Regions from separate parts of the Homo sapiens genome. Here regions 2, 3, 4 and 5 are each linked to region 1. A link is a loop called in an ENCODE intact Hi-C map of the cell type or tissue named here. Cell type or tissue: dorsolateral prefrontal cortex. All regions are shown on one strand. Region 1 has its middle 67 kb from the start of SNX9. Region 2 overlaps SNX9 (sorting nexin 9). Region 3 overlaps SNX9 (sorting nexin 9). Region 4 overlaps SNX9 (sorting nexin 9). Region 5 overlaps SYNJ2 (synaptojanin 2).

Region 1 (5,000 bases):
ATGCCGCTGCTTCCCAGATCCCTGCCTTCAGTTCAGGTCTCCCTGTTGAACTCAGGTCTCATCTGTGCAACTTCCTGCTGCACAGCTTCCTGTGACCATCTCTCAGGCGTCTCCTACTCAACAGGTTCCATCATCCCTACCTGTCTTGCTCACGCAGGCATCCATGCTAGCGTTCACCCCATAAATACTTCTCAGACACCCATTACCTGCTAGTCACTACACGTGCTGACCATACAGCTGTGACTCAGCCACAGTCCCACCCTCATGGGGCTTATCCAGGGGACATGGTGTCACCATGTGCCCAGTGACCCCAGCCAGAGCCTTCAGTCATCCTTACCCCTGACCTCTCCCACTTACCATTGTTTAGTTGGTAGATTTGATCTGTTCTTCTTCCTGCCCAACTCCGGAAGCCTCCCCTTCCTCTGCCCCCACCAAGAGTGTCTTTTCCCCAGGCCCTTGTCATTTTGCTCTGGGATCATCGGGAAGCTCCTCACTGCTCTCCTATCCCCAGACTTGCCGCTCTCGAATCCATTCTCCATGCTGCTAGAGTAATGATATTTCTGAAATCACATTTATGATATTGCCATTTCCCTGTATAATATTCTCCCAAAGACCCTCATAGCATTCCATGTAACATCTAGCCTCCTTGGCATGGTAGAAAAGGCCTTTTAGGTGACCTGGCCTCATCTGCTTCTTTTTTCTTTCTTTTCTTTTTCCTTCCTTCCTCTCTTTTTTCTTTCTTTCTTTCTCTCTTTCTCTTTCCTTCTTTCCTTCCTTCCTTTCTTCTTTCTTTTCTTTTCTTTTTTGATAGGGTCTTGCTCTGAAGACCTTGGAGGCTGGAGTGCAGCAGTGAGATCACACCTCACTGTAACTTTGAACTCCTGGGCTCAAGTGATCCTCCTGCCTCAGCCTCCTGAGTAAGTGGGACTACAGGCATGCACCACCATGGCCGGCTAATTTTTAATTTCTTTTTGTGGAGACGAGGTCCTGCTATGTTGCCCAAGCTCCTCAAACTCCTGGCCTCCCCATCTGCTTCTTAGTCTTCTTGTTACCATTCCTCCTGAGACCTACGCTCCAGCTGTGGGGACATTTCTCAGGCCTACCCCCTATGCTGGTGCCAACCCCTTCACCCAGAATCCCTCCACCCGACGCCAGCCCTAGCCCCTATTCCTTTCTTTGATTGCCTGCTCCTAGTCATCCTTCAAAGCTTGGTTCAGCTGCAAGCTTCCCAGTATGGCTGTGCAAGGGGCATTGCAAAGAGGTGGAGGGTGCCCTGTGCACATCTGAGGTCACTGTAGATTATGACAATTTTCTGGTACATAGTGATAAAATGAATGGTGCCACTGAGGTCATCAGCAGGGCAACTTCTGTCACTTCCTCCTGGAAATGTTCACTGGCCCTCCCAGTTTGCGTTGGGTGACTCTTCTCTGTCATGGCCATGTCATACCAAACTGTGACTGTTTATTAGTATCCATGCTCTTTTGGAGGATGAGCTCTTGGAGGACAGGACCGTGTCCTTCCCTTCTGTATACCTGGCACAAGAACTGATGGGCAGTCCGTGAAGGTTTGTTGAGTGAATGAGCGTGTCCCCGGTAACAGAGTGCCGTGGATAAGGCCCCAGGATCCTGAGTTAGAATCCTGGTGCTGCCTCTCCCATGCAGGGTGACTTAGACACAGCACTCCACAAGTAGCCACCCCATACCTCATACAAAGAGTATGGGGCTCAAGTGAGAAAGTGGCTGCCAAGCACTGAGGGAATGCATGGTGATTCTTACGACTGAATATTTTCCAGTGCTGAAGCTGCTTCTGTGTTGTGCTTCCTAGTCCACTTTTCTGGACTCCCTCTCTCGGTTTGTTTATTATTATTTTAATCCTCCTGAGTTTTACTAGAGAGGCAGCACCATCTTGGTAAATATCTTAACTGCCAGCTCCTGGTGGGGGGAGGGGGTGGAAGTTGAAGTGGAATTCAGTGCAGTGATGTGTGAGATAATGGAACACACACACATTACAGCTAAAGTCCAAGGGAAAGGCTGTCAGAATTAGCTGGATTCTCCCGGCGTCCTCTCTGCACCGGGGCTTGCGATCTGGCCCTCGGCCGCAGGTTGGCACAGCCTGCTTTGTTGCTGAGATGCCCAGTTTCCTCTCGCTCCTGCCCTCTGCTGGCCGGAATCAGATTCTTTCCCGCATATTTGACTCTGTTGCCTCTGGGGATCCGCCTGGGGATCCGCCTGCGTCTCGGGGGCCTGGTTTTCTTTGCTTATTCACTTGCTTGCTGGAGTGTCTATTCCCTGCTTGCTGCATTAGAAGCTATGGGGTACACAAGTGATGCTGGTCCTCAAAGTCCACCTTCAAGGAGCAAGAAATTTGGATAATCTTGGAGAAGCAGAAGCCAGGACCTCAATCCAGAACTCTGTGCCTGGAGCAATGAAGGAGTTATTGTCCCCAGACATGGCACACCAGATTGCAAATTTATAAAGACAGGGAATCATACTTATGTAGAGCTTCGCAATTTACAGAGCACCAAGACATACATTTTCCAATTTAACTCTTTTTTTTTTTTTAGACAGAGTCTCACTCTGTTGCCCAGCTAGAGTGCAGAGTGCAGAGGAACAATCACAGCTCACTGCAACCTCCACCTCCTGGGTTCAAGCAATCCTCCTGCCTCAGCCCCCCAAGTACTTGGGTCTACAGGCACTTGCCACCACGCCCAGCCAATTTTTGTATTTTTTGTAGAGACAGGGTTTCACCATGTTGCCCAGGCTGGTCTTGAACTCCTGACCTCAAGTGATCTGCTTACCTCAGCCTCCCAAAGTGTAGGGATTACAGGCATGAGCCACCATGCCTAGCTAATTTAACCCTTTCAAGCAAACCACTGAGGATGGTATTAATGAAATAAAATAGAAATTGTGTTGGGAGACTGACATTTACTGTCATCAGATGTGATTACTGGCAAACATCTTGTTAGTCAGCTGATGTTATGTCTCACCTCAAAGGACACACTTGATGGGTGGGTGGGGGAAAGCCAGTAAGCCAGGAGTTTCAAAGGAACACTGTGTGGTCTGACCCACACTGTCTTTCCGTAGCATCTGAACTTTCTGTCCCTGCCTCTCCAGCAATGTCTGAGAAGATCAAAGTCTGAGGAGACAGATGTGACTCCTGGAGAGGCATCCAATGGGTAGTTCTCCACTTCTGCCTTGCAACCGTGATCCCAGAAATTCTGAAAGGGCACTTTTAGGATTAAAAGCATTTAGCTTCGTTTCTTCCTTTGTAGGAATGGAAAATCAAAATCACTCTGAAGTCGTGGTTTCTTTTAAGATGCAAAACAACTCCTTTCAAGCCATTGCTTTTAAATCTCTCACATTCAAGCTTAAATCAGTGAGTGACATTGTCACCGTATAATCCGACTGAGTTAAATCGAATAGTGGGAAAGTGGCCTTTTCTTTCTTTAATCTTTGACAAAATAAGGCAAATTCTAAAATTATGCCCAACAGTCTATCAGTAGTCTTTGTTGTTCCACATGTTCAAAGAGAAATGTCTATAAACTCTCAGCTGGTGTTTTTCTAACCCGGAGGCATTCTCTTCCCTACCAGGAAGGGAGGAGTGACTAACATATGATGCTGAGAGAGGCCACTAGGAAAGAGATGGCTGAGAGGGAGAATTTCTCCCGGTGTCAGAGGCATGCGAACCAGAGCAACTCCATCTTGAATACAGAGCTGGGTAAAATGAGGCGGAGACCTACTGGGCTGCATTCCCAGACTGTTAAGGCATTCTAAGTCACAAGATGAGATAAGAGGTCAGCACAAGATGCAGGTCATAAAGACCTTGCTGATAAAGCAGGTTGCAGTAAAGAAGCCGGCCCTATCTCACCAAGACCAAGATGGCCACGAGAGTGACCTCTGGTCGTCCTCACTGCTACACTCCCACCTGCACCATGACAGTTTACAAGTGCCATGGCAATGTCAGGAAGTTACCCTGCATGGTCTAAAAAGGGGAGACATGAGATTCACCCCTTGTTTAGCATATCATCAAGAAACAACCATAAAAATGGGCAACCAGCAGCCCTCGGGGCTGCTCTGTCTATGGAGTAGCCATTCTTTATTCCTTTACTTTCTTAATACACTTGCTTTCACTTTATTCTATGGACTCACCCTGAATTCTTTCTTGCACAAGATCCAAGAACCCTCTCTTGGGATCTGGATCAGGACCCCTTTCCTGTAACACCTGCACTGCTATTCCGACCATAGTCTTGGATGCTTTGAGGTTGTGATAGCTGCACAGGTGAGAGGGAGAGCCCTCACTCAGAAATTTTGCTCTCGAAACTCAGAGGCACAGAGCAGACTTAGGACGTGCTGATGTCCACGCTCACAACATGCATGTTGCTCAGTTCATACAATGTGTGACGCACGTCAGACAGACCCACCTTCAACAAAGCACTTTTATGTCTCAAAACAGGAAGCATCCAAAAAATGCAGCCACCCAACTGCTTCCTTCCAGTAGAATCCTCCTCTTGTCCAGGTTTCTATCCTATCTGTGCTTCCCATTTTCTGTCCTAGAAGTGAAACTGCCTTTGCAAAATTATGACTGAGACAGTGAGAGAGATCTAACTTAACCGACTGCATCTTGCTTCTCACCTCCAAGCTGTCTGTGTTCATTCCTGGGCGTAAGCTGAACTAACTTTGGGAGAAACTTAGTTTATAGTTTAAACAAAGACACTAATAGCTCTTTGCCAAAGCAGACCTCCTTCTTGCTTGGAGACTAGATTGCCTTTGTAGGACTAACATTAGCCACAAGATTAGAAATTATGATTTAGGAGTCGTGCAGCTGGAGGCTACAAGATTCTGACCCTCCCTAAACTGCTCCTAGAAATCAGTGCTTGAGATATATTTGCAGACCCTGCACTTGATGGATCAGCTGGCACCACCCCATCAATAAACTGGCTCACCTGATCTTGTGGCTCCCACCTAGGAACTGATTCAGCACAAGACAGCTTTGACTCCCCA
Region 2 (5,000 bases), 120 kb before region 1:
AATACTTGTAAGTGATATGATTATCATCAGGCCTGATAGAATTTAAAACCTTTTATGTAGTTAAAAAAAAAATCAAGAAATAACATCTCCTAAAGCCCATTCATTTCTAAAGATGTAAGCAGTTAACAATATTTTAATTCTTTTTTTTTAACTTTTTTTTTAACGTGTGGAGATGGGGTTTCATCGTGTTGCCCAGGCTTGTCTCGAACTCCAGCACTCAAGCAATCCACCTGCCTTGGCCTCCCAAAGTGCTGGGATTACAGGCGTGAGCTACTGTGCCCAGCAGCAACAATATTTTGATACCTGTCTTCTCAATTTTCTTCTTGTCACTTACTCTGTGTCATCATTTGGCAATAAATGAACTAGACAAATTCACCTAAACTAGTCAAATTTTAATTAAAATTAATGTAAAATTTCCTTGTATTCTTCTCAAGTTATCCCACTATTCTAAGTTTCCTGGAAGCAATACAATAAGAGTACCAAGTGCTGAGTGCCTGGATCTGGTAGACTTTCACAGGCACTGCTTCTACTCGCAGGATGAGGGCCTCTAGCTCTGAGAGTGTAAGCAACATGCCAGGGCCAGGGCATCTATTTCCTGATCCAGGCCGAGGCTCTGACACTGACCTCCTCAACAACAAGAGCCTCCTCTTCTTCCTCTTCTTTCCATGCCTTTATCTAAGAGGGTATTTGCAGTTTCTGGGGTCTGTGTTCATATCATGACAGACTTCTAAAAGCAACCCTCAATACCCTGCCTTTTCTCTTATAATAAATTTTGCAAACAGTCATTATCAGGCTTAACAGGTGATTTCTTTGTTAGTACCCAACAGAAATGCCACAGAACAACCTAAAAGCGACTTTGTTTTTGCTTTTGGGGAATGGCAATAGCTATAATGCATCACAAGCCTTCACAAATACGCTCTGTTTTCCGTAAAGCCAGCCACATCCAGAAGGAGGAAGTGAGACGTACCTGGTGATTGTTGCTGGCAGCCGACGAACTGGCCTGAGCTGTGCTGGCTGAGAGAGAATCAAGGAAGGCTTGGTCAGCCACTGAATTTCCACAAGAAAATTGATCTTTTCCATCACTGGGTAAAATCTGAATAGGAGAAAGAGCCGCAATTATTTTCATAGATTACGGTCACTTCAGGGAGTCTTCGAGGGCAAGCAAGAATTGTCAAAAAGGGTTTATATTCTTCAATGCTACAAATTTCTCTGTAAGCACTGCTTTTGCCGCATACTCATATTTTAATGGGTTGTATTTTCATTTTTATTTAGTTCAAACTATTTTTTAATTTCTCGAGATTTCTTCTTTGATCCATGCATTATTTAGAAGTGGATTGTTCAATCTCTAAGTATTTACAGATTTTCCATCTATCTTTCTGTTTTGATTTCTAGTGTGATTCCATTGTGGTCTCAGGGCAGACACTGTATGATTTCTTTCAAACATGTTGAGGTATGTTTTATGGCTCAGAATATGTGGTCTGTCTTAGAGAATGTTCCATGTAAGCTTGAAAAGAATGTGTATGCTGCTGTGGTTTGATGAAGCAGTCTATAGATGTCCCTAAGTGGACATCAATTTATTGATGGTGCTGAGTTCAACCACGTCCTTACTGATTTTCTGCCTGCAGGATCTATTTCTAATAGAGGGGGTTTTATATTCTTAAAGGTAAGCAAACCCAAGAATATCTGTAATCACTATTCCTTTATATAAGCAGAATCCTAGAAAATCCAATTACTGCCAATATCAACTTAAATTCTCAGATTTTTCTCAATCTTGTCAATTTGTGGGCTCCTGGATGCAAAGTGCATACAAGTAAAACAAGACTTCAACATAAGACCTACGGAGTGAGGCCAGGGGCCTGTGAATAGGGGGTTGCAGTTGTATGGAAAAGGCTGTGGTGTGTGCATGGGCACACGTTTCTGAGGGAAAGCCTAGAGATTGCATCGGATTCTCTGAGGGGTCATGACTCCCCACCCTCACTGTCTATCAACAACAGAAGGACGGCCTTAGATCTCACTCTGCAGACAGGTCCCAGGTAAACATCCTCTGGGGGGAATTCTTTTCTCCTGGAGGTGAACCAAAGGTACCTTTATTCTTGATCTAGCTCCAGTTGTACTCACAGGGCATCAGGAAACCTTCGCTTCTTTCTGTCACCCAACATGAAAGACAAGCTTACCAAGAACCTTCGCTCGGTTTGGAGGGACCGAAAGACAACCAGCAGGGGGCGCCAGGTGGTTGGCTCAGCTTGGGGGTGTCCCAGGCAGGACCAGCCCAGGCTGCTGTGTTGCTCTCCTGGGTATCCATCCTAACAGCTCTACCCAGGAGATCCCCACAGCAGCTCCCCCAAGACACCCCTCTGTCTATGGGAATGGGAGAAGGAACTGAGATATGCACTTAAAAAAATCTATTTAAACTGTGAGTCTATTGTACAATAAACAATATTATAGATGGCAGCAATATCAGCAAAGGAAAAATACGTTATATGTGTCATATTATAAATATATATCTATATTTATAATTTATATAATTTATAATACATTTTATAAAATTTATATATTTTGCTTATAAAAATATAAATATATATTTAAAATGTATATATTAACAGATATATTGAGATATAATTTCATATATCTTATTGAATTTATACAATTTATAATATATATTTATAATATAGATAATATTAGCAAAGGAAAAATACTAACTTTTATTCAGACCAATTAAAAGTTGCTATCCCTGGAAGAAACTTAACCTAAATATCTGTAGTCATTCTTTGAAGCTTGGGTCTACAGGTAATATTTTTCTTAGTTCTATTTCAATGTAGTTTCCATATTTTATATAGTTAACATTTATTATATTTACAATGGAAATTTTGTTTTGCAAAAAGTTGCTGACTTCTTGTAAGTTGATAATTCATAAAAAGATGCCTGGCAAAGATGAGCTCTAATGAATGAATGACAGGAAGCTCTTACTTCAACGTAGTCTGTGGGAACCAGCCCTCGTTCTCCTTTGATGTTTCTTCCTTCCAGCCATCCTCCACCTACATCCTAATAAGTCACCAAAAAAAAAAAAAAAAGAAAAAGATTACAGTTGAGATTTCCTGGAGAAATTTTGTGTGGAGGAATTGTTATACATAAAAAAAGCAATTAACATTAAGCTTTTCATTCCTAGAGAACACCGTTCAAAATCTTAAATTCTTAAGCCTTCTCTTTACTTCAGAAAATGATGTAACCTAAAAACAAGAAAAATCAAACTTCAATAATAAGTGATCAAAGATTGAAAACAGCTGATGATTAGATGACCCTCATCTTGTCTGTGTACTGGTCTGCGGCAGATAATAAAAGTGGCTTGCAGCTCTGAATGTGAAGCGGTGGGATGCGCATCCCAGGCCTGGAATCTGCCCTCTGCCACCTCGCTGGTCAACAGAATCAAGTGGAAATCCTCCAGGGAATCCAGAACCTTGCCTCAAGGGCTTCTGCACACTTCAGCTGACTCTTCTGGCACCCAAGTCGCTATACGAATTAATGTGGGTTGCTAGATGATGACAGAGACCCAGTCTCCCTGTTGCCCCATTCAAAGCCAGCCAACCCAGAGAACTGGCAGACTCATGAGTGAGGCTACCTTAGACCAGTCAGTCCCCAGCAGGGTCCAGTGATTGCAGACACACGCAGTGCAGCTCAGGAGAACCATCAAGCTGACTTGTAGATTCCTAAGCAGTAACAAATGGTTACTGGGTTAAACTAGTAAGTTTTAGGATTGTTATGCAGAAAAAGTGAACTGATCCATGGTTCCTCAGTTCTTCTGGATAAATAATATTAATAAACTAAGTAATAAAGTAGAACTCTATATCCCAGTATTGCCATTTCAATCTATGATCAAAGGAAAAATTGTAACTTTTATTCAGAATAGAAGTTGCTATCCTTGGAAGAAACTTTATCTAAATATTAAACTATTAATGTTGATATTATTATTAATTATTAACAATGTTAAGGGGCAGGTCCCACTTTCTCATCTTAACATAGTAAGAGTTTTTACAGTTTTAAAATAATGCCCTAATTAGTTAATAATCTGAATCTGAATAATCACATTCTCTTAAAAAATCACTTTAAGCCACAACTTTTGTCACTTTCTGACCACAATAGCAACTTGAGGACAAGTTGCTATTTTACCAAGAAAAATTAAATACTTCAATAAAGAAATTAGATGAGGCTGGGTACAGTGGCTCACACCTGTAATCCCAGCTACTCGGGAGGCTGGGGCATGAGAATTGCTTAAACCCAGAAGGCAGAGGTTACAGTGAGCCAAGATCACACCACCTCACTCCAGCCTGGGTGACAGGGTGAGAGCCTGTCTGCAAAAAAAAAAAAAAAAAAAAGGTAAGACTGAAGAATCTTTAATCTCTGCTATGATTAAAACTGAATCTATTTAACTTATACACATCTAGCATTTTTAAAAATTTTTAAAAATTATTATTATACTTTAAGTTCTAGGGTACATGTGCACAACGTGCAGGTTTGTTACATAGGTATACATGTGCCATGTTGGTGTGCTGCACCCATTAACTTGTCATTTACATTAGGTATTTCTCCTAATGCTATCCCTCCCCCCTCCTCCCACCCGACGACAGGCCCTGGTGTGCGACGTTCCCCGCCCTGTGTCCAAGTGTTCTCATTGTTCAATTCCCACCTATGAATGAGAACATGCACACCTAGCATATTATACAAAATTACTACATAATCTTTTTCTACCCAGTGATTTTCTTTTTTTTGAGACACTGTCTCATTTTGTCTCCCAAGCTGACATGCAGTGGCACCATCTTGGCTCACTGCAGCCTGGAACTCCTGGGCTCAAGTGACCCTCCCACCTCAGTCTCCCAAGTAGCTGGGATTACAGGCACGCACTACCACACCCGGCTAAATTTTTGTATTTTTTGTAGAGATGAGGTTTTGCCATGTTACTAAGGCTGGTCTTGAACTGCTGAGCTCAAAGCGATCCCCCTGCCTCG
Region 3 (5,000 bases), 140 kb before region 1:
GGAAACAATCAAAATGAAAAGGTAGCCTATGGGCTGGTGTAGGGAGACCCCCTGAAACTATTGCTATGGAATAAAAGATGAAATGCTCCTGATTATTGTAAATACAAAATTGCATGCAGGATTGTGTAAAGACAGTGCCAGGTGGGACTGCCAGAATGAGCCAACAGCATGTGATGTGCTTCCCCCTGCAGAGAGCCTATGAATGGATGTGCAGTCAGGGAGGTTTCACATCACCAAGATTCCTATCCCAGAAAAGCAGATATTCATAGCTCTGGGAATGGAAAGTGACCCTTGTAAAGAGCCTATAAACAGACACATGGGGGCACCGTCCATATGGATAAGATAGGGCTATAAACGCCCTCATCTTGCCAGGGCTCTTCTGGGCCTCTTTAGGGTTAAGGCATACTCCCTTCTGAGAATTTCTGGTCTAACAGGTTGTCTAGCTTCACGTCCTGTTTCTACGGATTGTTTGTAACCAGCTTTTGCTGCAACTGTTACTGCTGATTAATATCTTGCTAATCATAGGTTATGGAAAGACTGTGTTTCTGTTTTAAGGCTCTGTCAGAAATTACTGATGCATACACTATATTGTAAATTCTTATCTCTGTATACTGTACTTCTGCATACAGATGTTATGTTAAAGAATTACTTCATCCCCATGTGACCATCTCACCTCATAATCAAATGACCCTAAATCCCTCACTAACCTACCCCCGCCCTCACTAAACTTAATAATAAATGCTGGTATATCCAGTGCATTGTTGGCACTGCAGGACCAGAAGGCAGTGACCCCCCCGGACCCAGCTTTCGCTATCTTGTGTGTGTCTATTATTTCTCAACGGGCCGATCCGCCTGGGAACACAAAGAGAACCCCGTTGCATTGCGGGCTGCTGGCCAGATCCCGCAATAGGCTGGGAGAAAATATTTGCGAGCCATGTATCTGATAACCTGTTAATATTCAAAACATATAATGAACTCGCACAATTCAATAGCAAATAAAAAAAGCTCAATTAAAAAATGGACAAAGGACCCAAATTGACATTTTTCCAAAGAAGACCAAAAAATGGCCAAGAGGTATATGAAAATGCACTCAACATCACACACAAAGAAAAATACCACATGGATCTTATTTACATGTGGAACTTTTAACAGGTCTTTAAAAAAATCTAAAAAACTTATAGAAGCAGAAAGTAGAAAGGTGGTTACCAGGGGCAGGGAGACGGGGAACTAGGGAGATGCAGGTCAAAGGTACAAAGTTGCAGTCATGTAGGATAAGTCTAGAGATCTCATGTACAGCATGAGGACTACAGTTAATGATATTGCATTATATTTGGGAAACCTGCTGAGGGAGATTTTAGGTGCTCTTACCACACACACACCCACAGGCACGCACTTGCACATATACACGCGCACACACACACACTTAGGTAATCATGTGAGGTGAGGGATATGTTAAGCGCTTGGCTGTAGTAATGATTTCAGTATATACATGTATATTACAACATCACGCTGTATACCTCAAATATAGATAATTTTTTTTTTGAGACGGAGCCTCGCTTTGTTGGCCAGGCTGGAGTGCAGTGGCGCAATCTTGGCTCCCTGCAAGCTCCGCCTCCTGGGTTCAGGCCATTCTCCTGCCTCAGCTTCCCGAGTAGCTGGGACTACAGGCGCCTGCCACCACACCCGGCTAATTTTTTTTCTATTTTTAGTAGAGATGGGGTTTCACCGTGTTAGCCAGGATGGCCTTGATCTCCTGACCTTGTGATCCGCCTGCCTCGGCCTCCCAAACTGCTGGGATTACAGGCGTGAAAATATAGATAATTTTTTTAAAGGGCTGTCAGTCCACATCACTTCAGATAAATGCAGACTGTAAGAATGTTAAGTGGTACACAGTAGAAAAGACTTCTAGAGGCCTAGACACTGATAAATCTAGTCTTATACATTTACAAATAAGCAGAATACCCTTTAATTCTAGAGGCTTGGGGAGGACGAAAGGGACGACAGAACTTTGAAAAGCAGCTGTTTAACACTAACAATAAAGGGGAGAGAAGGGCAACGAGGGGGACATTAAAAAGACCGAGTTGGGGTGTGGGAGAAAAAGATGAGAGTGAAGAAGTAATTAAGCAGCATCAGTAGCTACTATTCTGACAATAATCCCCGTGTCAGATAAGGTGCTGTGGGCTCTCCTCCTTCTCCTTCCTCCCCTGTGGGCTCTCCTCCTTCTCCTTCCTCCCCTGTGGGCTCTCCTCCTTCTCCTTCCTCCCCTACTCTAACGGCCTGAGTGTCCTTTAGTGTCAGGTCCTAAGAGTGCCATTATGGAGAAGCCGAGAGACAAATGCCAAATGGGAGAAGAACAAACTATGAGAAGGATGTGGGCCAAGTGACCAGAGAGCCAGACCCCAGGAGTCTCCCAACGCTTCTACCCAGCCCACACCCCTGGTCCTGCTGACAGGCAGCTCCTGTCTATGACTGCCAGCCTTCAGCCGGGACCTGCACCCTGCTTTGGGCTTACAAGTGAGGTCCTTGCTGTTTAGAACAGACATTCAATTCTTGGCCCAATGTGCTTACAGAGGAGACAGGGTTCAGGAATTGTTAAAAAATAATGGGAGACTACCTTCTTATTTAATTTCAGATCAGACATAAATACCCTTAATTCCCAAATTATTTCCCATTCCACACATTTCTCTTCTGCCTCAGTATTTCTATTCATAGCCTAGTCAAACAGGAAGTTAAAACAGTGAATGCAGAGGTCTTAAACCAGCAGGATGAGCCACATCCCATCCACATACACGTTTCTGGCTCAAGATTTTAAAACAAACGTGTTAGCTGCTGAGATGTTAAAATCAGAAGGTGACAAATAACCAAGACTTCTCATCTCTCTGAAGATGTGGAGATCAGAACGTGGGCTCAGCTTCCCTGCAAATGCAGTGATCCACGGGCGACAGCAGGGGCCCTCAGCCTTCTGCAGCCTCCACCGCCCATTCTGCTTTTACTTTACCAACCCAGCGTTTGAATCTGTGACTTCACACAGATAAGTAAGACTGAACTAAAGTTAGAGTTAATGACCATCTACAATTGAATCCAGGTTTGCTACTAGTGAATAAGGGCAACTGCAAGCAGTTCTTTTGAATAAAATCTATTTTCAACTCAATGACCCAGAGTGGTATTGTGAGGTAAGAAATAGCCATCTGGTCTGCGTCCCTAGTTCCCGGCACAGAGCTCCTAAAACTCTTGTAACTTCCTGAATGTTAGGTGTGCAAGGTGTATCTTTTGTTCTGATATTTGGTCTCTGACCCTGGCTCCTGACACAGATCTCCTAACCCTTGGAATTTCCCGGGTGGTAGGAGCATCTTTTGTTCAAATGAGGTGACTCCTGGTGGGATGGGGGCTGGTCAACAGAAGGACCAAGCCAGGATTAGAAGCTTGGAACTTCCAGCTCCACCTCCCATTCTCTGGAAAGAAAAGTGGGGCCAGAGGTTGAGTTAATAATCAATCATGCCGGCCAGGCATGGTGGCTCACACCTGTAATCCCAGCACTTTGGGAGGCTGAGGCAGGTGGATCACCTGAGGTCAGGAGTTTGAGACCAGCCTGGCCAACATGGTGAAACCTTGCCTCTAATAAAAATACAAAAAATCAGCCGGGTGTGGCGGTGGGCGGTGGGCTCCTGTAATTCCAGCTACTCAGGAGGCTGAGGTGAGAGAATCACTTGAACCTGGGAGGCGGAGGTTGCAGTGAGCCGAGATTGTGCCACTGCACTCCAGCCTGGGCAACGAGAGCAAAACTCTGTCTCAAAGAATAATAATAACAATAATCGATCATGCCTATGTGATGAAACCGCCGTAAAAATCCTTGAGCTACAGGAAAAGAGATTCTGGGGTGCTGAACATGTAGGGGCACCTGGGGCAGGGGGGCATGGAAGCTCTGCGTCCCTTCCCCATGCCTCGCCCTATGCATCTCTTCATCTGGCTCTTTATTTGCATCCTGTAAATTGAGCTTTGTAATAAACTGACAGTAGTAAGTAAAGTGTTTCCCTGAGTTCTGTGAGCCGCTCCAGCAGATTAATTGAACCCAAGGTGGGAGTGGTGGGAACCCCCTTGATCTGACTCCAGGTAGACAGTGTCATGACTGTAGGACACTCAGCTGGTGTCTGCTGCACAGCTGCTTGGTGGGTGGGGCAATCCTCCCTTCCCATGCTGTGGTCACAAAACTGTTCTGTGTTGTGCTGAGTGTGGGAACAGCAAAAACAGTTCGGTCTTCCCTGTCTCTCCCACTCAGCCATGGGCGGGCAGGGTGGGACCTTGCACCCCTCTCCTCACCTGGTCCTTGGTAGGCCTGGGGGTGGCCGAAGGCAGTGTCCCAGTTGTTGGGAGTGTTTGTGTTTCTTTGGGCTCCAGCCCCCTCTGGCTGGGCCCCCCAGCCTTCTGAGCTTTCCCAGTTCCCAGATTTGGAGGCACTCCAGGCTGACCAGGGGTCATTGCCACTGCCAACCTATTGAGAGGGGTAAAAAGAAGGAGAATTTTTGTGACTTTTGGAAACCATGACTCAATTCAATAATGAACTGACACAATTGAATACAACAGGAGTACTAAAAACAATTAATAGAAATGTATTCAAAACAATTTTACATACATAATATTTTAATTTCCAAACATGTAGGAAAGCACAAAAGGTAGCATCAATCTAATTTTACTGATGTGAACACATTTTACCGTATTTGCTTAGGAACTTTGAAAACAGCAACAAAGAAACTATTAGATGCAGCTACAGCCCTCTCTTTCTTTCTCTCCAGAAGTAACCACTACTTTTCTGAACCTGTATCCATTCCTATGTGTGTTTTCATACTTCAGCTGCACATGTACACATTCACAAACAACTGCTTTATATTTTTAAAATTGACCTAAAGGATGTCATACTGTATGTATCTCTTTGCAAGTTTTCTTTTTCCCACTCAACATGAGGACCTATTTCTAACTGCTTTATAGCGATCTGTTGTATTTTT
Region 4 (5,000 bases), 190 kb before region 1:
TAGGTATTTAATTTTATGTGTGGCTATTGTAAATGAGATCACTTTTTAAAGTTTCTTTTTCAGATTGCTCACTGTTGGCATATAGAACCACTACTGATTTTTGTATGTTGATTTTGTATCCTGTAACTTTACTGAATTTATCAGTTCTATAAGTGCTTTTGTGTGTAGACTCTTCAGGTTTTTTTCAAGTATAAGATCATATCATCTGCAAACGAGGATAATTTGACTTCTTCCATTCCAATTGGGATGCTTTTTCTTTCTCGTCATAGCTAGGCTGTGTTAAGTAGTGAAAGTGAGCATCCAGATCTTAGGGGAAAGGCTTTCAGGTTTTTCCCATTTAGTAATGATACTATCTGGGGGTGTGTTGCATATGGCTTTTATTATGCTGAGGTATGTTCCTTTTATCCCTTTTTAAAGGGTTTTTTTTTTTTTATCATGAAGGGATGTTGAATTTTGTCAAATGCCTTTTCAGCATCAATTGAAATGATATGATTTTTATCCTTCATTCTGTTTCGATAATGTATCACATTGATTTGTTGTGATACATTACAAATGTTGAACCATCCTTGCATCCCAGAGATAAATCTCATTTGGTCATGATGAATGATCTTTTTAATGTATTGTTGAATTCGGTTTGCTAGTATTTTGTTCAGGATTTTTGCATCAACATTCATCAGAGATATTGGCTTGTAGTTTTCTTTTTTTGATGTGTCTTTGTCTGGTTTTGATATCAGGGTAATACTGGCCTAGTAGAATGAATTTGGAAGTATTCCCTCCTCTATTTTTTGGAGTAGTTTGAGTAGGTCTCCCTATGTTTTACAACTATACTTTAAAAATACTTTGTCTTTTCAGAATCAAACCTATAAAAATTCTTATGAGAAAACACATGGAGAAATCTTTATGATAGACCTTGTAGACATCATGCTAAGTGAACTAGGTCAGTCATAGAGAATATATATCAACTAATTCCACCTATGAGGTCCCTAGAGCAGTCACAGTCACAGAGACAGAGAGTAGAAGGGTGGGTGCCAGGGTGGAGACGAAGTGGGGAATTACTGTTTAATGGGTATAGGGTTTCAGTTTGGGAAGATGAAAAAGGTCTGGAGATGGATGATGGTGATGGTTACACAACAATGTAAAAGTACTTAATGCCACAGAACTGTGCACTTAAAAATGGCTAAAATGGTACATTTCATGCTATGTATATTTTACAATAAAATAAAAAAATCTTTGTCTTAATTACCCCATGACGATGGTGCATTAGTGCTCACTGATGTAGTCAGAAATAAAAGCTAAAGAAAAATTTCACATCTAAATGTCCAACTCTTGGAAACTGGTATATAGACTTATGTGTAGGGTCATTATGAAGACTGCCATAGCATGAAAAAAACACAAAGAAAGCACAGATAAAGGATACAAAATTACATGAGACCACAATAATCAACCAATTTACATAAGAGAGATTCCCAATAGCCAAATTTGGGACAAATGAGGATCTAAAAATTATGTGTGTAAATAATTGTAATACATGGAATAACAGAAATCCATGCCTCCGTAAGATACTGAAACAAGGGAAAAAGAGCATCTGCCACCTTTGTAGGTGACTCTGTCAGGGTCACCTAGGGGGACACTTGGGAGGCAGGCCTTGGGAGTCTGTTTCAGAGGTGCTGCCCCTGGCCTGGAACCATGTCCCTGCTCTTCTCTAAGTGATGTAGGGAGGGTCCCGCAGGTGGGAAGGGCTTTTGGATGCATCTGTTTTCATCCCTGCACGCTGGAGATGAGTAGACAGCAGCTCACTGACTCGTTCAAGTGACAGGTATTGGCATCAGAGTTAGGACTCTTGGTTCCTGACAATTCAAATATCTTTACATTACCAAGTGTTTCTTCACTGGAAGGAAAGTCTCCAACCTTCTGACGATTCCCACATCCCATAGTATAAGCAGGAAATGAGATTTGTATGTGGAAAGGCAAATCAGTGCCTGGTTCGTAGCCGGTACTAATGAACGTTTAGTCAACACGTGATTTGGGAAACCAAATCTAACAGCTTAAATTTTTTTGGATTATAATACAACCTCATTGTAAAAAAAATTCAGAAAAACACGACTTTATAACAAAGATCACTCCTAATTACACCCCCAAAGAACAAATGGAGAAGCTGAATCCTTAATAGCCCATGGCCTACCTCCTAGCCCCAGTTCTGCATTTTTAGAGATTTCCCTGTCACTCTATTTCTGGGCCTCTTAGATTTTATTGATAATGGCTTTTTATCCTTATCCACAGGCATTTGAGCTCCTTCTGAATGTACCTGAAAATACCTATTGACCACAAGGCAAATAGCAGTTGTCTGCTTTAAAGCAGGGCTTCTCAACCTTGACATTACTGATGTTTTGGGCAGATAGTTCTTTATCACGGAGGCTGTGCTGTGCACTGTAGGATCCACTAGATGACAGTAACACCCCTCAGTAACTGTCTCCAGAAACAGCCAAGTGAGTCCTGGAGAGCACAAGTACTTCTGGTGGAGAACTACTGTTTTAAGGACAACTGATGGAGCTACCTGTTCCCTGCAGCCTTGGACATTTAGTGGTGGCAGCCACCTACGCCCATGCTCACCACCACCTCGTACCCAGCAGAGCAGTCCTTTCCAGCTTGCTGGCAAGCTAGCATGTTTTCAGTACAGCCAGTGGCTTCTCTCCAGAATTAATGACTTCCCCTAAGCCCACCTCTTGGCCTCCCTCACCCAGCACTAGGTACCTCCTCCTCTCAGAGTCGAGCCAGGTGGGAAGTTCCCCAACCTTTGAAGAATAGTGCTTCGACAGAGTGGTTCTTTCAAAGCTCACATGGTTCCTGGAGTCAAGCTCACATGACCTCACTCTCATTCTGTCTTCAGAGTTCTACAAATCCTACAGAATGATTCACTGGACTTGGCAATTTTTTCTAAGATATGGATCCCACCCAAAGACCTCTGAGCTTATTGTCAAGTCAGAAACGAAGCCATCCTCTCCCCATGGGGATTCATGGTCTTCAGACAACCTTGCTTTTTGTCCGTTGAATTGCCAATGGCATTCAAAACATTCTCATTTCTGCTTTGATGAAATCTCAACTTGCTTGTTCTTTTCTACTGTATGCTGACGGGGTGTGAAAGACCATTCCTCATCTTCCAACAGTCTAGGCTAGTGTATGTCTTTTTGGTGGCCTTATTCATTTATTCTGTCATTTAAAAAATGTTTTCTTACAAAAGCACCTGCTGGGTCAGGGATTTGATGTTGCCCTACTTACAAGCAAACGTCTGTTACTGTTCCATGGATACTGGCAGGGGACATGAGACAGTCTCCTGGGTCAGGGGCAAAGGACTTGATAAGCCATGACACAGCAAGTAACACAAACTCCAGTTCTCCTTGCCCTGCCAGTCCCCTGGTGGAACCTTGAGTGGCCAGAGGGTGCCTGCTCAGACAGTGGGTTTTTAGAGGAGGACCTGGAGCTGGAAAACCCACTGTTTTACAGCAAGCAGCAGGCAAGCCCATACTCCTTCCAAAACATGACCTTGTCCCTCAAGTAGCTTGCTACAGATGCAGTGTGGAGGGGCGGCCTGGGTGAAGAGCAGTCAGGGCTCTGTGTTCTTGACATAGCCAGCAAAAAAGCCAGGTGGAGTGCGAGAGACCCACGGAAAATATTCTCCCAAAAGGGGAACTCATTCTTCCTACTTGCTTGCGGAAAGGGATTTAAAATCGAACAGGTTGGGAAAATTGAGTTACACACACACAGGAAAAACAGGGCCATTCTCACCCATCACTGTTCAGTTCTGCTCAGCCATCACACCTTTTTTACTTTGACTACTTTATAGACTGTGAGGTTGGGTGTGGTGGCTCATGTCTGTAATCCCAGCACTTTTGGAAGCTGAGGTGGGCAGATCACCTGAGGTCAGGAGTTCAAGACCAGCCTGGCCAACATGGTGAAACCCCGTCTCAACTAAAGATACAAAAAAAATTAGCCACGCATGGTGGTGTGCGCCATGGGAGGCTGAGGCAGGAGAATCCCTTAAACCAGGAGGCAGAGGTTGCAGTGAGCTGACATCATGCCACTGCACTCCAGCCTGGGCCACAGAGTGAGATTATCTCATAAATAAATAAACAAGACTGTGAGATTCTGGATTCCCAGTTGTTAGGCAGGGATCTATGGATTTAGTGAAGATGTAGACCAGTGGTGCCGGGAGAGGCTGCCATGCACAGCCTGTCAACGCTGCCCACCGGGGGCGGGGGGATGGGGGGTGCCCACAGACCATCTCCCTGGGACTGAAGCCCATGACAGAAGTAGATCATGCTGTCTCTTCTCTATGTGAGTAGACCCACGAGTCTCATGGCCCCTTCCAGTATCCATGGAACAGCAACAGACTAAATTACTTGCTTGTAAGTAGGGCAACATCAAACCCCAGACCCAGCAGGTACTTTTGTAAGAAAACATTTTTAAAATGACAGAATAAGAAAATGAATAAAGCTACCACAAAAGAAAGAAAGTGAATAAAGTCACCAATAAGAAAATGAATCAAGTTACGTTGTTCCACCCAGTGCCTCTGTGAGTCATCTTTCTTGGTGACCCCAACACCTACAAACCATGCAGTGGGTTGACATCCCGGGACTGCTGCTCCTGGTGGGAGGCAACTGACGTCACTTGCTTGACAACGAGACTGACCTTTTCTTCCACCACGCCTTCATCTCTCCTCTCCAAATACTGACTTTTTTTCCACTATATTTGTAAAAGTTATGTGATTGTATGACTACAGCTCTTCTGTGGTACCTACAGGTTGATACAAATCATTAAAAATCAAAACATCAACGTATCTAAGAACCAAATGGTGCATGTGACTCCCCGGAGAAGGATATATATGCCATGTTGCCACTTGAAGGAGAATCTTCCAGGCATCAAATCCCGTGGATTCTCTTATTTTCTTTCACATTCCCTCTGCTTTTCCTCACAGTCGGCTACCACGCTCTGAGGAGCCCGTG
Region 5 (5,000 bases), 320 kb before region 1:
TTGGAAACAGTGAAATCCACTCACGGAACTGAATTTGCTGCACCAGCCTCTACATCTCACAGATGTCATTCCATCTTGGAGCAGCTGCTAAAAAATGTTTTTAAAGCACAACTTACTTTTCCACTTGATTTCTGTAGCTGTAGTTGATCAAATTCCAGAAGTTTCTTCCAGTCTTGGCGTTTAACAAAATAGAAGACTTCTTCATAAGTAAGATCAATGCGGTAGTTGAAATCGCCACACCAAAATACATAATCATGAGAAAAAACATTTCTCCCCTAAGTTGAAAAGAAAATCATAATCATTCAGCCCATCTTGCAAGGAAGGTGGGAGAGAGGAGAAAAACAAGCTCACTGGGGCAAGCAGGAGTATTTTTCTCAAAATGCTACTTAGAAAAAAGAAAGTTTTCTACTAGAGCATCTTGTTTTTCACTCATCCCATAAAACTATGGAGGAATTTTTACATGGCTTACTTTTTAATTTTAAATAATAGTGTTTCTGAGTGGTTTGAAGAAAGCTCCTACCCTAAACGGAGGAGAGCAACATGGCCAGCATTTCCTCCATGGATCCCCGTCCTGAAGATCAGATGCACCCTTACTTTGGAGTGTCTACTCCTAGGAAGCAGCACCCAGCATTCAGCGTTAGGAGAATGAGGTTTCAAAAGAGCAGCAGAAATGCTCAGGATGTGCACCTTCATGTAACTTCCTGAGCTTTTTCAGGTGACCCTTCTCCATCTCTCTCTAGCTCCTCCTTCCCATCCTGCCCAGTCCTAGGAGCCCACGGCCCCAGCTCAGCCCCGGAGAGCTCCTGGGGTCCTTGCCTTCCCTGTCTCTTCCCCAGGAATGGGGAAGACAATGACAGCAGCTGCTGTGGATCAACTGTCCGCAAGGGCTGGGCTCTGTTCCAGGTGCACAAAGCAGATACCACCAGCTCTCTCTTAGATTAAAAAAAAAAAAACAAAGTTCAGAAACAAAGGCACTTGCTGAAGGTTACACAGCTAGTGCATGATACAGATGGGATTTCAGCTCCCATCTGCCTAGCTCCAAAATCAGCTTCTCTTCTCCTATAATATGAGGCATTTCCACTCCCCCCATGACAATAATCTGGACAGAAGATTAAACAGGTCCCAACCAAATAAAATGAGCGTCTAGATAACACTGTCAGACAGAACTTTCTGCAGCACCGAAATGTTCTCTGTGCCATCTGATGCAGGAGCCACTGGCCACATGGATACTGATCATTCTCACTGTGGCCAGGGAAAGCAAGGAATTTTAAATGTTATTTAATTTTAATTAATTTGAATTTAAATAGCTACTTATGGCCAGTGACTACGGTATCAGACAATACCAGTGTAGAATGTTGGCCAGGCACCATGGCTCACACCTGTAATCCCAGCACTTTGGGAGGCTGAGGCAGGCGGATCACTTGATGTCAGGAGTTCGAGACCAGCTGGGCCAACATGGCGAAACCCCATCTCTACTAAAAATACAAAAACTAGTTGGGCCTGGTGGTGCACGCCTGTAATCCCAATTACTCAGGAGGCTGAGCCAGGAGAATTGCTTGAACCTGGGAGGTGGAGTTTGCAGTGAGCCAAGATCATGTCACTGCACTCCAGCCTGGGTGGCAGAGTGAGACTGTCTCAAAAAACAAAAACAAAAAAGAAGTGTAGAATGTTAATAGGTCCCTCAATATTTTTATGGTAGAAAAGAACTACATTATAAATCCTTTAATTACTTATTATGTATCCCAAGTTTACTATGTCAAAGTAGCACTTTTTTTTTTTTTTTTTTAGACAGAGTCTCGCTCTGTTGCCGAGGCTGGAGTGTAGTGGTGCGATCTCAGCTCACTGCAACCTCTGCCTCCTGGGTTGCGATTCTCCTGTCTCAGCCTCCTGAGTAGCTGGGATTACAGGTGCACGCCACCACGCCTGGCTAATTTTTTTTGTATTTTCAGTAGAGGTGGGGTTTCACCACGTTGGCCAGGCTGGTCTCGAACTCCTGACCTCAGGTGATCTGCCCGCCTCGGCCTCCCAAAGTGCTGGGATTACAGGTGTGAGCCACTGTGCCTGGCCCCAAAGTAGCTATTTTTAAGTGAGAAGGGTTAGACTTTTTTTTTTTTTTTAAACTGCATTACACACAATTGAAAATTTCCCAACTCGTTTGTTTCTTTTTTAACATAAGAAATAAACAACACCAACAGGAATTATGGCACTTCTTAATGAAAACTAAGGAAATTTTGCCTTGAGTGCTCGTGCAGCCCAGTAAAATGGGACGTCAGTTTTAAGGATCTGTTCTCACAGGGAAGAGCTCTGTGACCCAACCCACCACCTCTCAGACAGTGGAAGATTTTGCAGCAAGAACAGCTGAAGTCTATCCTCACTTCGGGAAAGAGGTGGCCTCGTGTGCACCACACGCTGAAGCTGTGCCCGGGTAGCATCTTTGCACAGGAAGGAGAACATTAACGTCTAGATTTGAAAAGAAAATCCTCCAGTTTCAGAATGAAACCCTCCGGACCGCCACGAGAGGGCAGTGTGCGGTTCGCTATTGCAGCTTCGAGGACAGGCAGGATCTGGGCTCCTTGGTCAAGAACCGTGTTCCCAGTCAAAAAGGGTCCATTGGTCAAAAGGGTGTGCTTATCTGAGCCACCACAGAAAGTACATGTGAAGACTGTGAATCTCAGGAAGGTGGAGTCTTAGGCTGTGTGGATTCAAATGCTCTTCACCACTTGGACAGGACAGACCACGGACATGGTTTTCTTCCCTAAACCATCACTTGAATTAGAAAATCAGAAAATGCACACATACAAATCCAGTGGCCATGCAGACACTCAGGAATTGTACAGCAACGGGAAATGCTGCAAAGCTGGCCCCCTCCAGGCACGTGGCTAACCCTGCCCCAGGTCAATTCCATGGAGGGACATAGCCCTCTCCCCCTCCCCCAGCGCTGAGCCCTCCAGGAAGGGGCCCTCCCTGTGGTTGTGTCCCCAGTGCCTGGCTCCTATCAACAGTCACATTTGGGACTGAGCTGAGCAGGGAGGTGCTGGCTGTCCCCACGGCGCCGCTCACCATTGGGAAGCAGAGTTTCTGGGTGATCTCCTTGTAGTCTTCATTCCGCTCCTTCACCTGGGACTGCCCGGCCGTCAGGTGACTACATATGAAGCAGAAGCTGGTGCTGTGGAACTGGAAGCGGATGCCGACGGCGCCCTTGTTCCCCGCCTTGCCCCCCATGCCCGTCTTCACTGTGTCGATGGCTACGTCCCTGGAACAGAAGGATACGCGCATGCCGTCGGCTCCTGAAGGAGAAGTGTGACCCTGCTTTGCCACAGAGAAGGGCCCAGCAGCAGCTCGGGACCTGCTGCTCTGAGTGCTCCAAAATCATCAGCTCAACACAGTGGCCACCGTGGCCGTCATCGACTCCTGGTCAGGAGGCCGCCTCCCTCCTGCTGCCCACCGCTGCCTGGACATCTCCCCCACACCCCAACTGGGAAGTGCTCACTTGAGCACCCCATGAAGCCGAAGACAGGGCAATGCCTGCATCCGCCCAGGTTCTCACTGCCACCAGGAGCGGCGCAAACATCACCACCCACCAGCCCACCCCACTCCTGTGCAGCCATCACGCCATGCATGGGAGGTGTCATCTGGGCAATCAACACATTTTTAAATTATTATTGTTATTTTGAGACAGAGTCTCGCTCTGTCACCCTGGCTGGAGTGCAGCAGCGTGATCTCAGCTCACTGCAACTGTGGCCTCCCAGGTTCAAGCAATTCTCCTGCCTCAGCCTCCTGAGTAGCTGGGATTACAGGTACCCACCATCACGCCCGGCTAATTTTTGTATTTTTAGTAGAGGCAGGGTTTCACCATGTTGGCCAGGCTGGTCTCAAACTCCTCACCTCAAGTGATCTGCCTGCCTTGGCCTCCCAAAGTGCTGGGATTACAGGCGTGAGACACCGTGCCCAGCAATCAATGCACTTTAAGAGCTAGGAAACGGGCAGCTGTTTATGCTGGGCTGGGTAGATGGTCTCAAAAGGACTTTTATGCAATGCCAGAGCCTGCTTGCATTCAAATGCCCACTTATGACGCATACGAGTCCATAGAAACATGGGCTGCAAGCACATTTGTTAACATTTCCACAGCCATGCCACAGACTGAGGCCTGCTGGTGCATCTGCTCGCTGGCAGACAAGGTTGGGGGGATGACTGATGGAAGGGGTGTAGGCGGAAGCAGCTCAGGGCTAAAGGCACGTGAAGCCGAGGACACCGAGCCTGGGAAACCTGGCTCTCCTCAGCTCTGAGCCCTTTCTCAAATGCTTTACCTCTCACCCTCACCCCGCCCTTGCCTTTAACCTTTACTAACCTTCACCTGCTAACCTAGGACACTGCCAAGCTGCCCAAATAACACAAGCAGAGGGACAGGGACCTAAACATCTTCTGAAAGTCAGAGAAGAGGATTATGGGCAGCATAGTCTTAGTCTCCAGGTGCTGCAGGGGTGTACCCGTGGTGCTCTTGGCAGGCACAGGCCCTTCCCGGGACCCAGGGGCTCAGTGGGGAGGTCAGTTCAACGCCTGCTGCCAGCTCGCCGAAAGGCTGGTGGAAATTCAAAAGCCATGGGTAGGCCCAGGTGGTAAGATGAGGCCAACCACAAGCTGGGGAAAAGATGAGTTCCTCCAGCATCCAAACACCCACACCCACACCCCAAGAGGAATGCCGCCCCTAAGCTCGCCCCCTTTCTGATGCTCACAAAGCATGCACCTTGGAGAAATGACAATGAGGTCACAGTTGTAGAGGCCCACACGTTCTACTTAGAATTCTTTTAAAAAGGGACAAAAGAGTTGGCATTTCCCAGTGAGTTACTCAGCTCTTGGTCAGAGGTTTCCTGTCTATAAGATTCCAACAAGGAACCCTTTTCCTTGCACGGAATTGAGCTTGGGCGATGACAATCATGTAACACCCTTTCTAAGAGTTCAGCTTCCTGAGTTAGACATTTCCCATGGTGGCTTTTTAATCG

The links. A loop is a pair of places that touch in the nucleus more often than their neighbours do. Peaks named below come from ENCODE experiments on the same cell type or tissue, not always from the same donor. Only the 100,000 strongest peaks of a DNase experiment are listed, where the experiment ranks them.
Region 2: a loop joins it to region 1, with 7 times the contacts of the local background. A loop is called at or near these places in 92 of 110 quality-filtered maps.
Region 3: it touches region 1 in a loop (4-fold over the local background); 11 of 110 quality-filtered maps call a loop at or near these places.
Region 4: it touches region 1 in a loop (10-fold over the local background); 20 of 110 quality-filtered maps call a loop at or near these places.
Region 5: a loop joins it to region 1, with 4 times the contacts of the local background. A loop is called at or near these places in 67 of 110 quality-filtered maps.

The regions. Positions count from the first base shown.
Region 1 is chr6:157,753,979-157,758,978 of GRCh38, reverse strand. No RefSeq gene overlaps it. Among named protein-coding and RNA genes, the nearest start is that of SNX9, 67 kb to the left of the region's middle. RefSeq lists a silencer at 3,368-3,662. In dorsolateral prefrontal cortex, CTCF peaks have their summits at 1,948 and 2,154 (motif pointing left); a DNase peak (open chromatin) is centred at 2,148; H3K4me3 peaks cover 617 bases; H3K27ac peaks cover 1,032 bases.
Region 2 is chr6:157,871,144-157,876,143 of GRCh38, reverse strand. SNX9 (sorting nexin 9) reads right to left here. Exons shown (of 18, transcript NM_016224.5): 3 at 2,968-3,042; 4 at 968-1,093. Among named protein-coding and RNA genes, the nearest start is that of SNX9-AS1, 19 kb to the left of the region's middle. RefSeq lists a silencer at 2,264-2,333. In dorsolateral prefrontal cortex, a CTCF peak has its summit at 2,214 (motif pointing right); a DNase peak (open chromatin) is centred at 2,243; H3K27ac peaks cover 486 bases.
Region 3 is chr6:157,896,316-157,901,315 of GRCh38, reverse strand. It overlaps SNX9 (sorting nexin 9), which reads right to left. Exons shown (of 18, transcript NM_016224.5): 5 at 4,318-4,489. Among named protein-coding and RNA genes, the nearest start is that of SNX9-AS1, 5.9 kb to the right of the region's middle. In dorsolateral prefrontal cortex, CTCF peaks have their summits at 2,746 and 2,949; DNase peaks (open chromatin) are centred at 850 and 2,935; H3K4me3 peaks cover 536 bases; H3K27ac peaks cover 4,909 bases.
Region 4 is chr6:157,944,815-157,949,814 of GRCh38, reverse strand. SNX9 (sorting nexin 9) reads right to left here. Exons shown (of 18, transcript NM_016224.5): 18 at 4,738-5,000. Among named protein-coding and RNA genes, the nearest start is that of SYNJ2, 35 kb to the left of the region's middle. RefSeq lists a silencer at 2,422-2,471. In dorsolateral prefrontal cortex, a CTCF peak has its summit at 2,435 (motif pointing right); a DNase peak (open chromatin) is centred at 2,458; H3K27ac peaks cover 2,690 bases.
Region 5 is chr6:158,069,855-158,074,854 of GRCh38, reverse strand. SYNJ2 (synaptojanin 2) reads right to left here. Exons shown (of 27, transcript NM_003898.4): 15 at 3,061-3,253; 16 at 117-275. Among named protein-coding and RNA genes, the nearest start is that of SYNJ2-IT1, 71 kb to the right of the region's middle. RefSeq lists enhancers at 2,565-3,126, 3,127-3,690, 4,674-5,000. In dorsolateral prefrontal cortex, CTCF peaks have their summits at 2,310 and 2,511 (motif pointing right); a DNase peak (open chromatin) is centred at 2,524; H3K27ac peaks cover 4,180 bases.